Regions from separate parts of the Mus musculus genome. Here region 2 is linked to region 1. A link is a loop called in an ENCODE intact Hi-C map of the cell type or tissue named here. Cell type or tissue: left cerebral cortex. All regions are shown on one strand.

What was found. A loop is a pair of places that touch in the nucleus more often than their neighbours do. Peaks named below come from ENCODE experiments on the same cell type or tissue, not always from the same donor. Only the 100,000 strongest peaks of a DNase experiment are listed, where the experiment ranks them.
Region 2: it touches region 1 in a loop (5-fold over the local background); 16 of 42 quality-filtered maps call a loop at or near these places.

Annotation. Positions count from the first base shown.
Region 1 is chr7:49,249,241-49,251,740 of GRCm38, forward strand. All of the region lies in intron 1 of Nav2 (neuron navigator 2), which reads left to right. Among named protein-coding and RNA genes, the nearest start is that of Nav2, 4.3 kb to the left of the region's middle. In left cerebral cortex, a CTCF peak has its summit at 956 (motif pointing right); DNase peaks (open chromatin) are centred at 406 and 959; H3K4me3 peaks cover 2,317 bases; H3K27ac peaks cover 1,876 bases.
Region 2 is chr7:49,424,998-49,427,497 of GRCm38, forward strand. All of the region lies in intron 6 of Nav2 (neuron navigator 2), which reads left to right. Among named protein-coding and RNA genes, the nearest start is that of Gm51447, 12 kb to the right of the region's middle. In left cerebral cortex, a CTCF peak has its summit at 1,272 (motif pointing left); a DNase peak (open chromatin) is centred at 1,267; H3K27ac peaks cover 927 bases.

The sequences.
Region 1 (2,500 bases):
AATTTCCTGCTCCCAAACGTAATGTTTATCATTACAAGACACTCAGGAAATGATGAACTCCATGGAGCCGTTGCCTCTCTTTTATTTGGGGGATTTTGGGGCAGGAGACTGGCTGGGTTGCAGGGTGACTGACAGTCCAGGTTTTAAAGTGTTGGTTATCAGTGGTACCTTCTGTCTGACCTATGCTTAGCTCAGTAGCCTAGTCCATTAACTAACTACTCCCCTGGGCCTCAGTGATTCCACCTGTTAAAAAAAATGGGCACAGGAATTATGAGTATTAAGAAAAACTTAGTATTCTTTACATGAGAAAAGGTGGAGCCTCTAAGAAGAGGCCAACCTGTTCACGAGCATTGACAGGCCTCTGACTCTGCCTGGCACAGTACCAGGCGCTGTGAGAGGGAGGTGGGGGATGGGGTGAGCTGTGGAATGCCTGGTGTGTTAGGTTCTCATTGGCCTCCACAGGAGCACTTAGAATAAGTGTGGTGTATGTGTCCACATCCTACCATATGTCCTAAGATAACAAAGTAAAGAAGGCACCCTTGCCTTGTACTTCCTAGGTGTCAGGGATTGTTCTGGGTTTTTTTTGCACAAAATAACTCTCTTTTATTCTCTTAACAATCTGGTGAGATAAGGGTGATTGTTCCCATCTTACACATGAGGAAATGAAAGGTCAGTGGCCTCACGAGCAGCAGAGTCAGTAGCATTTGAACTGGAACCCCTTACCTGTCATGCTAGACTCGGGGAGCCACAGCGGCTGCTGGTCAGCTCCAGACCTTGAGGCATCCCGGCCACAGATGTCACCACTGATCCACGCTGTCCAGCGTGGCAGAGCAGATATCTCAGCTCAATCAGGTGCCGGACCAGTGCCGTGCACGCCCACTCTCCAGCATTGTCTCTCATGCTGCTGCAGAGCTGAGGACAAGACTTGGCAGCCTGGATCGTAGGCGTGACGTCTGTTTCCAGCAGAGGGCAGCACTGGGAGAGCTAAAGATGTGCTGGGCCTGAGGAGTCAAGATGCTGGAAGGAAGGCTAGTAGCTCAAGGGCTGGAGAAGACCAGGGGGCTCACAGGGGAGGAAGGAGATGAGCTGGGCCCCAGCAGTGGACAAGAGTGCCCAGTGTGGGGGGAGGAGAGGAGGAGGAGAAAGAGGAAGAAGAGGAGGAGGAGGAGGAAGGAGGAAGAGGAGAACAAAGGAGAGGAGGCTGAGCTACCTTTCGCAGTGCAGAGCCCAAGTGGATGCTCCCTCGTACATGTTCTACGTTGAGCATTTTCCATTTTAGGTCAGGGTATGAGAAAGCGCAGAGGCTTGGCAGTGGATGTTCATGTTGGCTTCTGTCGGAGGGTACCTGAGAAGCTGTGGAGCCGGTGGCGTCTCCTTCAGGACCTGGCTCAGAACTGACCCTTGGGAAGCAACACAGATGACTGTCCTTAGCGTGGGCAAAGCGTTCTTGTTTTTGTCTTTTGGGACAGGGTCTCTCACTCTGTAGACCTGGCTGGCCTTGAACTCACAGTGACCCACCTGCTTCTGCCTGCATAGTGCTGGGATGAAGGGCATGTGCCACCACGCCCGTTTCGGTTTACTCGGTGACTTACCAGTCATCTGCTCATCCCCACCATCAATGACTTGCAAGCCAACAGCTGTTAGAGGGGTCAGCCTTTGCCTCCTCTCCTGGAGCCTCCTACAGACCCGCAGCTCGCTCTCAACCTCCAGCGGAAGCTGCTCTGCCTCAGTCAGGTCCCTCTGACCCTCTTCCTGCTACTGTGCCACCAGGGCCTTCCTGAGAGGACATGTGTTCTGGTCTCTCATGTGTTGTGAACTGGGACCCCATGTAAGTGATCATTTTAGACATACGCTCTGTGTTAGACTACAAGGCTCTGGCCAGTATTCAGGCAAAGACCTCTTGGGGTAAGGACAGGGTTAGCCTTTTTTTTTTTTTTTTTTTTTTTTAAAGAAGCAGTTGCAGGGGGAAGAGATGATTCACATGATACTTTGATATTTCCTGTTTTTAGGAGCTCGTGTTCAGCCTGCAACTTATTTCTTAAAAAAAAAAAATTAGAAGTGATTGAAATCCTGTGTGCGCGTTTTTTAGATGTTTAAAAAGAAAGCGTGGGTGAGGCCCCTGGGAAAAGCCCAGCTCCAAGCTTACAACCTGTTGCAGCTTTGCCCCACTGTGTTTTGATTAGAAGGCTTGCTTCGTCATCAGAGCTGATTGTGGATTTGATTAGTGTGTTTTTCTGCCGTGGGTTGTTCTCTTTCCCCCTTTCTCAGTTCTTGGAGGCGAACGAATGCACATTGTGGTTATCTGCCAACAGGCGAGAATGTTTACGGTTCACGTATCACTGCCTCTCCCCTGGGTTAATTCTCTAGAGACACTTTAAAGGTAGAGTAGGGGGTTTATTTGGGCGATCACTCGGTGTGTATACATCTTTGTATAAATATGCCTACGTCTACACACACACACACACACACACACACACACGTACACAGCTCTATACACATG
Region 2 (2,500 bases), 180 kb after region 1:
AGCCCTTGGGTGTGTGTAAGGCTATGAATGGTGGCGCTTGGGCTCACCCTTTCTCATGGAAACAAGACGGTTGTGTGGCCAGGTTTGCCTTTTCTGCAATATGGACGTGCTACCAAATCAGCACACCAGCTTACGGTTTCGCTGAACGCTGTCCTTGCTTTGGGGAGCAGGAAGAATGAGAAGGAGGAAAGGAAACTGAGTCGGATGAGAAGACAAAATGCGAATTTGGTTTAGTCTGTGTTGGGGTGTGAGATGAGTGCCTGTTGTGCGTGTGATCTGCAGGTCATCAGTCCAGTGCTTCTCCTGCCCCTGTTTGTCAGGCAGAGAGCATCCCATGTACATGAGTTCTATTTCATTTTAAGCTTCATTAGCAGGGGAATACACTTAGGCATCTGGGTGCTCTCTTAGTCAGGGTTACCGCAGTTTGATCTGCAAGGCTAGGTTCATTCCATTTTAATATTCTTTAAAAACATTTTTTTCCTCCTAACTTGTGTATTTGACAGTATTCATCTACATTTAAAGATAAATTTATTTTGGAGTAAATGAAATGAACTCCTCTGTGGACATGGAAGGCCTGTCTTCACGTTGCAAGAGGGGAGAGGGGCAACTGAGCTGTGAACCTCTAGTCCAGCCACAGCTGGTACTTGGTGATGGGCATCTCATGAAGGCACTTGAGCCCTTCTCTGCAGAAGACAGACTCTCTAGGGCTGAAACCAACCTATCAGATAAGATGTTCTTTAGAACACCAGCCTGGTGTGGGAGGGATACAGCCTCTAGATGCAGTACGTGAAGGGTCGCAGCAAGAATATCCGTTTTAAGGTATTGGCGAAGGTAGCCTCAATTGTTGGTAAGCCTGTCTGTGACTGTTGTGCCTGTGTGAGTGGCCATGCTGAAGGATGTTGTGCACCGGGATCCCGAGGAGCTCCTGCTGGGTTTCAGCAGTGCCTATGCCTGTTTCTGTAGCTTAGAGGCTCTTTGAGCTTTGCGGATGATAACGCAGGCTCAAGCATCAGCGTCCGTAGCCTGCCTAATTCTTTGTAAGGTGATGCAGGTCCCTCTGTGTCCTGAGCCTGTTGCCTTGACTGTGATGGGAGAATCATAGTATTTTCCAGAAATGACAACTGGGTTGCAAGGCCCTCAGCCTATAGAGACTCAGCTTGGGAAAAGCGAGGCTTTGAGAGAGAGAGAAGAAAGAAAACAAAACAAAACAAAATTCACACAACCATCTTGCTTCAGTAGCCCACGACAGTGAGCCTCTGCTGCCCTCTGCTGTCTAAGTCTTGTGCTACATCTCATCTCTGTCTAGCATTCTTTTTTCTTAATTTAACTTTAAAAAAAATTTTTTTTTTGTCTTATAAATATGGGTATTTTTGCCTATGTGTATATCTGTGTGCAGATTGCGTCCCTCGATGCTGGCACAGGCCAGAACAGGGTATCAGAGCCCTTGGAACTAAATTACAGATGGTTGTGAAATGCCTTGTGGTGCTGAGAATCAAAACTGGGTCCTCTGGAAGAGCATTCAATGCTCTTAACCATTGAACTAAGGTACCCTGTTAGAAGTGTAAAGATGCTTCGATTGTCTAGATGTTCCCGTCCAGGCATAGGTTCCCTGCTTTCTTTCCTCCACTTGGGAGGGTGACTGTAGACCCAAGAACGGCTAAGTATGTTCAGTAAGGTCCTGGTGGCCTGGAGGAAAAATTCTGTCTGTAGTAACAAGGAACTGACTGAGGGCCTGAGCTAAGCCCCTCCTCCTCTCAGCTGTCACTCACCCCCCTCCCCCAGGTGAGTAGCTAGGTGAGCTGCTGAACTAAGCCCCTCCTCCTCTTAGCTGTCACTCACTCCCCCTGAGGTGGGCATTGAGCCGTGGGATTCAAGGAGAAGGATGAATCCTAAGGAAAGAGATCTTTGCTAGCAGGAGTGGATTTTTTACTAACTGGAAAGGTTTGCTAGATTTTATTTGTTTTTCGCGGGTGACTAATTTCAAATGAGACAAAGCAGTATGGTTAACAGCCCCACTCTTGATCATACACCCTTCATGTTCCGGGACATGTCTAAGGTCATTTGTGCAAAGTCTCTTCTGTATTAAGCATCAGAATAGTCACTGATAGTCTAGAGTGTAGAGAGAGGTGCCAGGCCTTGCCCTAGTGGGACTTACAGTCTGGTGAGAGAGACAAGTAAAAAATCAACCAATAGAGTCGGTACTTACTCCTCTGCAGAAACTTAGATGCCACACATAGATGTATGCTTCTGGGCTGGGGGGCCTCAAAGGTGAGACCCACAAAATTTGCAGGGTCTCCTTTATTGTGTTTACCCATTTGCTCACACAATAGTTGGGATGTTTTAGAACATGGGCATTGAAAAGAACAAACACACACACACACAAGTTAATAAAACAGAGAAACAACTCTTGGATCCCCATTAAAAAATAAATATAAAGGGCTTTTGTTTCTGTTTTCTCCCAGCTGGATGGATAAATCTTTTGGGAGGGGAGGTCTCTGGC